Linked DNA regions of Homo sapiens: region 2 is linked to region 1. A link is a loop called in an ENCODE intact Hi-C map of the cell type or tissue named here. Cell type or tissue: MCF 10A. All regions are shown on one strand.

Region 1 (5,000 bases):
GCAAACATCGCTGGCAAACAGAACAAAGTCAGCCACCGAAATTGTGCTCAGGTTTGTATCAGGTAGAGGGAGGGTATGGGGAGAATAGAAACAGAATTTGCACGAATTAAAGTCACACTTCTGTTGGCATGGGTTTTTCCATCCCCTTTAAGCTAAAAAGCCCTTTCCCCCACAGAATAGGCAGCAAAAGAAAGCAAAAATCTAACATCATCCCTCAATTGTAACCTACAAAGGGACCCGGGAGGACCCCCTGGAGGGAGCACCTTTCTAATTAACTCACTGGCCAAGAGAAGAACTGTCTCCAGCTCCAGCCCAGATGGAGATGTGAGGATGGTCTAAAAGCTCAACTGCCAGAGAGAACTCAGGGCGGTCAGAGGGAACTAGAGGTAGGGGATGAGGGAATACTAGGGCTTCCTTGGCAAGGCTAAAAGCAGTAGTAAGTGCCTATCACTCCTCCTGCATACTCCTATCGAAGGGTCTGGCATGTTAGGAGGTTCTGAAGTCAGCAACAGTTGGAATAGAGGCAATATAGGCAGTCAAGAGCATGGGCTTTGTGGTCAATGATTCAGGCTCTACCCCTTGTTTTCTCTGTGACCTTGGCCAGTTCAGGTTCCTTACGTGTAAAAGTAAGGTAACTCTTGCACATGCCTCACAGGGTCATTGTGAAGATTAAATGCAATCGTGTGTGAAAAACATTAAACCTGGTGGCACAGTAAGTTGCTAAATGGTAGCTACTATTCCTATTAGCTTGTCTAAGGTAGCATTGTGGAGCAAACATGGTCTTCCTGCCCTATCCCTGTGAATGACCCGTCTCCTCAACAGGACTCCAGTAGCTGACCAAGGGCAGGGGAATGGAGCAGTATGCTCCAGAGGCAGGCAATAAAGGGGTATTAGGTCTGTAGGTAAACTAAAAAAAATATGCACATATAGCTAAGAGTCTATCTGCTTTTTATAATCACTATGCCAGCAATTCAAAACAATGTCAGTGATAAAATACTCCTCCCCACTGGTATGGACCACACCATCACCCCCCATCCCTTTGGTGCACCACTGCCCAGTGGTCAGCTCCTGCCTTAAATGTTCCTTGTATTTCATCCTTTGACCCCTCAGTGGCAAACAGAGGCCTTAGCACATGATAGTTCTTGATGGATCTATGACCTTGGACAAGGCCCTTAGCAAGTCTGGGCTCCTGTTTTCTCATTTAAAACTAAGCGGCAATGCTAGATGACTCTCAGGCCCTTCTCACTCTAACGGCCCACAGTCTTACAATTAAACAAAATCAGGTGCACTTCCCAGTGACTCAGGGGCCAGATCCAAACTTAGCTTCCCAAGTCCCAGTGGAACAGAGCACCAGGAAGGGGCTGGGTTAAGGGGAAGGCTGCTCGGTGCTCTCAGGTTCTCCCTCGTACCTCATACCTCTTTCCACAGCCCTGCTATGTGGCCTGTGAGCCACACCTAACCTGCTATGTCTCGGAGATCCCATCTTCAGCACAAAAGTAACACCGTCCACCCCATATCCCTGACGTTGGCCGAGGCCACCTCCTCACAGGGATGTTTACAGTTGGCACTGTAAGTAGGGCATGCTGCTGGGATGAAGTGTCATGGGTGAGGAGGTGTAAGGGAAAATTACAAACCAACCAGCCTGTCTAAATAGTTTCTCTCTGTGTAACCCAAAATGGTCATGCATGGCTCACCATGGTCTGAAGTGGTGACCGCTTCCTTCCCACGCAGAGACTGAGTTCCTACAGGGCAGGGAAGAACAAGATCGAAATTCTACAGAGGATATTTCTTCCAGGATGGATTGTCCCAATATAGCATGGAGGCATTTTTCTTTTTAACTTTTCCCCCAAGGCATCACTGACTCGCACCCGCTCAAATTTTAGAAAAGTTCCCATCTCTATTGACTCATGGCATTAAGTGAGCAGATATGACCCTTCCACCAAAAAGAATATGAAATACTTCACAGTATCTTTGCAATGACAAGTACTGAGAAATAGCAAGCTGCCTTTTTTCTAGTTTTTCTCAGTAACTTCATTGGCTTTAACCTGACAGTCTCTGTACTTTCATTGGCCTTAAACTGACAGTCTCCGTACTTTTAAGAGCAAGTTCTAGCAAATAAAAATTTAGACAGAAAGGGAGGAGAAGGCACAGACAAAGGTGGAAGATGGAAAAGCTATTTAAATTTATCAAAATAAAGTATCACAACTTCACTCTTTACTCCCCAAAACATGAGTGTTGCCTGTGTGAGTGTGTTTATGAGATGTAGACCCCGTCTACTTCCAAAGCCACTTTACAAATAAACACAGAACAAGGATGCTCAGATCTAAGCAGAGACTGTAGTTGACTTCCAGAAAATTGGAATGAGCCAATGACAATACCTGGGCAAGATCTTCAATTTCAGTGTCTTAGCAGCAGAGGCCAAAAGGAAAATACCAGGGCACGTAGTTTTGCTATCTAACATTAAAAAGCAGACACACTCACCTCCAGAAACAGAAACAGAACCCTTGCTGGTGCAGCACGTCATCCCAGTGCTGTGTCCTGCAGCACATCCCTCCACCCTCCCACACCTTTGTGTTCCAAGCAGACAACATGGGGCAAAGGAGCAAGGCGACCAGGAAAGCTAATTTTAAAACAAGGTAAAAATGGACTGTGCGGCTAGGCTTCATGGGGCCTCCAAGTGTGTTTATTGCTTCTCTCCGCAAAGGGAAATTTTAAGAAAGAAAAAGGCCTTTGTTGCCATGGAGAAAGCCATAGGGATGACCACCCATCCCCCATCCCCAGCTCAATTCTACTGGCCATGATTGACCAAGGCACCTGCATCAGAGAGATGGGCAGACATCCAGAAGGCCAGTTATGGAAATAAATATCCAGGGTGTATTTTTATATAGATATTTTAAATGCACACAAGCCCAGACCCATCCTCGGCTGCTAACGTTAGTGGATTACTCATTCTTCCTCCCAATCACGTCATGTGCGAGATTCCAGGTGGCCATGGGGTATTTGCTTACGACGGCTACCGCTGGTTTCCCTGCGAGCTGTTTATTTTTCCAGGCCTCAAGTCATTACATCAGCCGGTGGTTTCTAGGCGGGCCAAGAGTGCTGGCTTGGGGGGTGGGGAATCCAGCCAGGAGGTGCAGTTGCCTCAGTGACCCCAAGTCCCAGTCATAGCAGCTATCCCAGCAGGAACTTCCTGGGTGAGGAAGAAGCAATCCAAGACGTGGCCAAATGGCCTGAAGCAGGCCTAGAAGAGCAGCACTCTGATACTGTGAACAGCTTACCTGTGACAGGTAAGGTGACATGAGAAAACACAGTCACAGTCATGCACGAGGAGGCCAGGGTGTCACTTTCATGGTAAAACTTAAAAGAAATGCATTTCCACCTTATGTCTGTGCTGATGGCTGTATCTCCAGGGAGCAGAGTCACCATGAGCTGCTCCATTCAATGATGTAGAGAAGGGAGCGCTGTGGGTCTAAGAGGCAAGGGAGGAAAGGCATGGCCCTTTCAGATTTAACTCACAGGGCCAGGGTCTAGGGCCTCCTTGAGGCCCTTGATCAGATCATGGAAGAAGTTAACTGGAAAAAAACAGGGACAAAGGAAAGAAAGAGATGACAAAACAAAGAGGGAAGTCACACCTCTCTACTCCACTTGAGGCCACAGAGTCAAGCCCCCAGGGCAGAAGGAAATGAGTGGTGGGCCTTGGGAGCATTACTTTGCTGCACAGAGAAGTGCATGAAGATATTTCCTGAGAGATTATACTTGCCCAGAAGAGAAAGGGTGGAAGTTCGTCATATAGAAACAAAGATGTAAATCAGAGCCATAGGAAAGTGCCTGCACATAGTCAAATTAGAAACATGAGAAGATGAGGTGAAGAATTAGATGAAACCTAATTCTTGTCACTTATTTCATATCTTTATCTTCTGTAACATATAGATGGTTAAAAAATATTTTAAACACTAGGTATATTAAGAAATGCCTTGGTAGCCAACCCCTGATTTAAAAAAAAAAAAAACTTAGCAAGAGTTCATATTTCCTTATAAAAGCAGAACAGAGGCTCCATCCAACACTCATCTATGGGAAGATGCTGTTCTCAAGTTCTAGCGTATTAGCTGGCCAGGTACATTGTCTTCCTGAATGCAAAAGGAATTCCTGGTGCACTGGAGATGCAATGGAGGAGAGGTTCAATGGAGGCGAGAACTGAAGAGAAGAGCAAAGAAGCAAATCTGTCAATGCTGAACCTGCCAATTACTCAAAAGGCGACACTGACTATAGTGAACACATGACAAAGCCTTAAAAACAAGGGCCAAAACTTCCAGGAGCAGAGAGGGAGACTAGGAGAGTCTGTAGGCATATGTGTCATGTTATTGCAAAACTTCAGCTGCCCAGTGGAACCTTTCCAACATCAACAATCCCCAGGCCAGAAAACAAACCTGGCGTCACAGGGTCTGAGTGTGAAAAAAGGATGTGTGGGGTGTAAAAGAAACTGGGATAGCCTTTTTGCCTCTGAGAGACAGCTGAGAAGAAGAGCTCTCACCCCGATGGGCTTCACGGAGTCCCATGGCAACCTCCCCGGGGATGCAGGCTGAAGCACACCTGAACCCAGGATCATCCATCAAACTCTAATGAAAAACTGTCTCAGGTGTTTGGCCAAAAGGCTCCAGTCCCTACCAGAGCCAAATATCCAGACATAAGTTATCATTAAGGTATATCTGACTTCTCATTAAACCAAATATGATAACATGTGACAAGTGGCTAGCAAAAGACATAAAGATATTCCACCAAGAGTCACCAGTGTTTTGTTGGGTTTAAAAAATCATTTATGGTATACCTACTATGTGCCAGGCATTACACAGATGCTCTTGAGTCCTCACAAAGAAATCCTGCAAGGCACTAAAACTTTGTTTTACATATAAGGAAATCAAGACTCAGGGAAGTTAATTAACTTTCCCAAGCTCACCAAACCTCTCAGTAGGAAGCTAGCATTGGAAACCAGGTTATAGGTT
Region 2 (5,000 bases), 110 kb after region 1:
CAGGAAGTACAGTGGTTCAGCCCTGCTGAGGTCTAGGGCACATGGGGGTATCCAGCAGAAGGTAAGGTTGGACACACTGGTCAGAGTCCAGCACTGTCCAATATGATAGCCACCAACCACATGTGGCTATTAACATTCATATTTACATTAATTTAATTTAATTTAAAATTCAGGTCCTCAGTGTACTAACCACATTTCAAATATTCAATAGCCACATGTGGCTAATATTGGACAGTGCAGTTATAAAACATGTCCATCCTTGTGGAAAGTTCTGTGGATGAAGAGAAGTCACTGGCATCATCGTTTTTAAGCAGGTCACTGGCACTTTGGAAGGAGGAAGTGAAGGAGTAATACACGTCCTTTTATAACACTCCCTATCTCACTCTTTTATTTGTTATCTACAATGTGTCCTCTCCCCAGGGGTTTGGCAGAAGTTTCAAGAATAAATGCATAATGAACATCCATAAAAATTATTTAAAACTCCCAGCACTGCCTTAGAATGCATATCTAGTTCTAAAAATAAACCACTCTGGGAAGCAGGTCCAATTTTTCTCCACTGTCAATACTTTAAAAGAAAAAAAAAAGGCTTTCAGCCCTTATCTTATAGAATCCAATCAACACCGTAGTGTAAAATAGATTTTAAGGAGGCGAGGCGTAGTTGTTCAAACCTCTAGATAATTTGTCAGGTTTCAAAACACATTATGCCTGACCTCATGGAACTTTGCTCAGTCCCAGTGCTCCCTGGTGGTGGGAAAGGCTCTACTGAGATGAGAGCTACCTTTCCTGTCTTAGAGAGGCTGCCCCATTCTGACTCAAAAAAAGGATGCTGAAATCAACCAAGGTGACGTCCAGGAAGTATGCAGAGCTCCATACCTAACAAGCTTAGATGTGGCCAAAGGTAAGATTATTTTGTGATCTAGCAACTGAATTCCGAATGATGTTGGATGCAAAAGAAAACCCTATAGTCACCTATGTTGCTTTGGGGTCTTCATGGGGACAGTTGGAAGTGATTCATGGCAATCCAATCTCTGAACCTCTCAGTGACTCATGACCCATGCAGAGCACATACTGTACAAATCTAACCCTGTTTGGCGGCCTCACAAGCAGCTCCGATTTATTTCTCATCCGCAACTCAACCTTTGTCCTCCCCAAACATGGAAGGAGGGGGCCCTCCACACTGACATCCTCTACCACTAGCAGCAATACCAGGACTTGGCTGCCTAAACAATAAATCTCTATGTGGCCCAGAGAGAAAGGGTGCCCTGTACCTGCTAAGCAGGACCATGCATCCCACCCCCAGCTCCTGCAAAAGGCGGTGAGGGGAGGTTGGAATAAAGACAGGCATCAAACTAGAAACAGGCCTTCCCCTAGTCCAGACACTACCTCCACCCACAGGCCCCACTGGCAAATAAAGTTTCTGACCCATGCATCAGCTCATGAACACTTCCACTCTGCAGGGTGAATCACCCTGAGCAAGGAAAAGGGAAGACTGCCCACTGCCAGCTTAGCTTTACAAATGAGCCCTTAGGCCACCTGATGCAGACGTTTATGCCAGGGCCTGGGTCTGCTCTGGGTCTAGAAGCCAAAATCACTCCCCAGTGGGGTTATTTTAGATAGAGCCACATGCACATCTTGAAAGGTGGGGAGGAAGCAGAAGGTGGCAAGAAAGGAGTCCCTTACTCTGGGACTTTTTGTTTGACCTCACATGCAAAGAATTGAATTAATTTTAATCTTTGGCTCATGATACACTCAGCATTGGTTTATGCAGGGCTCACTTTTTTATCAGCTATTAGATCTTGAATAATGGACAAATGCCTTTAGCCCATCCTCCCTCTCCCCCAAAAAGGTAGAGTATCAACACCAACCCACACCAACCATATGGTTTTACCCATCCTATCCCCCTGCCTCACCCTAACTTCACCCTGAATCTGTATCCATCATTACTTTACTATGCTTTTCATAGCATTTTGTTGTAGCTGTATGTAGTCCTAAAAACTTTTTTTTAATTTTAGTTATTTATAAGTTACTGTATCTTTTGGTAATTTTCTTTCACTTAATATCATATTGCCAAGATTTATCCATATTTTTGCATGTCACTGTTGTTCACTTGTTTTGGCTGAGTATAATTTTACACTGTGAATTCATCACAGTTTACTCATCTGCCCTCCCACTGATGAGCATCTGGGCTCTTTCCAGGCATGTGATATTATAAACATAGTTGCACAGGACATGAGTTTCTCCTGGGCACATAGAGCCGGAGTGGAATTGCTGGGCCATAAGAAATGTGAATACTCAACTTCAGAAGATAATTAGATCATATCAATTCTTTTCTATTTTGATTGCATTTCCTAGAGATTCTAAGATGATTGTTTCCTCTTCCTGTCCTTTTGTTTCTATAAATTTCACATGTCAGCTCTACCAAAATGTTTAAATCTGGTCCTTGGCCTAACACTTCAGTAGCACTTCAGCTAAATCCCCCCATATGGAAAAGAAGGATTCTTGTCAGGGGCACAGATAATAGGAAAAGCATCTAAGCAGACACAAGGACCCACCCTGGACCAGATGCTGGGATGGGCTAGTCAAATGGAAGGAAACAGTTTAGAAGCTGTTTCACTCTTGGCAAATGCAAGATACAAAAAAGGACTGGGGAGGAGCTATAAAGCCAGTTTCCCTATTCAAATTCGCATGTTGAGTCTCTCTTCCCCCAGCCTTCCTGTAACTACCAAACACACTTATTTTTAAACAAAGAACAAAAACTCAAAAATGGAAAAGCCAGTTTGTAAGTAACCAATTTCAGATTTAAACAACAGCAGGGGTTCAGGTTGGACATCATTATGCAGTCCACTTCATTTCAATATATATTTACAGAATGCTTTACAATGTGACAAGCACCCTGATGAATGAGGTCTCTATTCTGTCCTCAAGGGGCTTGCAGATTTGTTCATTTAACAAAACAGATCATGCATGAAATGCTAAAGGGCCAACTTGGTGCAAAGAAGAGGAAGATGCTGGCCTGATATTAAGATGCTCACTGCAGGAGGATTAATACAAGTTAGAATACAAGTGGACCAGATATAGAAGTTGTTCAAAGGAGCTCTCTCCTCCCGCTGCCCAAGATGCCGAAAGGAAAGAAGGCCAAGGGAAAGAAGGTGGCTCCGGCCCCAGCTGTCGTGAAGAAGCAGGAGGCTAAGAAAGTGGTGAATCCCCTGTTTGAGAAAAGGCCTAAGAATTTTGGCATTGGACAGGACATCCAGCCCAAAAGAGACCTCACCCGCTTTGTGAAATGGCCCCGCTATATCAGGTTGCAGCGGCAGAGAGCCATCCTCTATAAGCGGCTGAAAGTGCCTCCTGCGATTAACCAGTTCACCCAGGCCCTGGACCGCCAAACAGCTACTCAGCTGCTTAAGCTGGCCCACAAGTACAGGCCAGAGACAAAGCAAGAGAAGAAGCAGAGACTGTTGGCCCGGGCCGAGAAGAAAGCTGCTGGCAAAGGGGACGTCCCGAAGAAGAGACCACCTGTCCTTCGAGCAGGAGTTAACACTGTCACCACCTTGGTGGAGAACAAGAAAGCTCAGCTGGTGGTGATTTCACACGACATGGATCCCATCGAGCTGGTTGTCTTCTTGCCTGCCCTATGTCGTAAAATGGGGGTCCCTTACTGCATTATCAAGGGGAAGGCAAGACTGGGACGTCTAGTCCACAGGAAGACCTGCACCACTGTCGCCTTCACACAGGTGAACTCAGAAGACAAAGGCGCTTTGGCTAAGCTGGTGGAAGCTATCAGGACCAATTACAATGACAGATACGATGAGATCCGCCGTCACTGGGGTGGCAATGTCCTGGGTCCTAAGTCTGTGGCTCGTATCGCCAAGCGCAAAAAGGCAAAGGCTAAAGAACTTGCCACTAAACTGGGTTAAATGTACACTGTTGAGTTTTCTGTACATAAAAATAATTAAAATAATACAAATTTTCCTTAAAAAAAAAAAAAAAGAAGTTGTTCGAAGGAGAGAGTAATCGTTCCTAAGCAAAAAGAATGCTCTGTAGAAAAGTTCCTAGAGAGTAATGTTGGAACTGGGTTTTGAAGGATGAATCAAGTGATCAAGAGGTGAGAGAAGAAATAACAAATATCTAAAACATTTAAGAAATAAGTTTCAGGTTGAAGAATACACAAATGAATGGAAAGAGATGTCACGTTCATGAATTGGAAGAGCAAATGTTGTGAAAATGTCTATACTTCCCAAAGCAATCTACAGATTCAGTGCAATCCCTATAAAAATACTAAGATGTTCTTCATAGAAATAGAAAAAAAAACCCTAAAATTTTTGTAGAACCACAAAAGACCCTGAATAGCCAAAGCAAAGTAAAAAGTAACAAGAACAAAGCCAGAGGCATCACACTATATGACTTCAAAATAAACTACAAAGCTATAGAACCAAGACAGCATGGTAATGGCATAAAAACAGACACATAGACCAATGGAACAGAAGACAGAGCCCAAAAATAAATCCACGCATTTACAGACAACTGATTTCAACAAAGGTACCAAGAACACACAATGGGGAAAGGAAAATCTTCAATAAATGGTGTTAGGAAAACTGGATATCCACATGCAGAAGAATGAAATTAGACCCTCATCTCTCACCATATACAAAAATTGACTCAAATGAATTAAAGACTTAAATGTAAGATCCAAAACTATGACACTATTAAAAGAAAACATAGGGGGAAAGCTCCATGACTTTGGTTTGGGGACCTCAAAAGCACAAGCAACAAAAGCAAAAATAGACAAATGAAATTATACCAAACTAAAAAGCTTCTACACACCAAGGAAAACAATTAACCAAGTAAAGAGATAACCTAGAGAATGGGAGAACATATTCACAAACTGTATATCTGATAAGGAGTTAATATGCAAAGTACACAGAGAACTCAAATCACTTAATAGCAAAAAAAACAAAAAACAATGCAATGAAAAAATGGGCAAAAGATCTGAATAGGTA

Evidence for each region. Hi-C counts contacts between places; a loop is a spot of excess contacts. Peaks named below come from ENCODE experiments on the same cell type or tissue, not always from the same donor. Only the 100,000 strongest peaks of a DNase experiment are listed, where the experiment ranks them.
Region 2: a loop joins it to region 1, with 6 times the contacts of the local background. A loop is called at or near these places in 3 of 110 quality-filtered maps.

The regions. Positions count from the first base shown.
Region 1 is chr14:69,997,438-70,002,437 of GRCh38, reverse strand. All of the region lies in intron 7 of SMOC1 (SPARC related modular calcium binding 1), which reads right to left. Among named protein-coding and RNA genes, the nearest start is that of SNORD169, 22 kb to the right of the region's middle. In MCF 10A, no CTCF peak of the experiment used is centred here; DNase peaks (open chromatin) are centred at 2,997 and 4,377.
Region 2 is chr14:69,884,257-69,889,256 of GRCh38, reverse strand. All of the region lies in intron 1 of SMOC1 (SPARC related modular calcium binding 1), which reads right to left. It also overlaps the pseudogene RPL7AP6. Among named protein-coding and RNA genes, the nearest start is that of SMOC1, 7.3 kb to the right of the region's middle. In MCF 10A, no CTCF peak of the experiment used is centred here; DNase peaks (open chromatin) are centred at 1,456 and 2,186.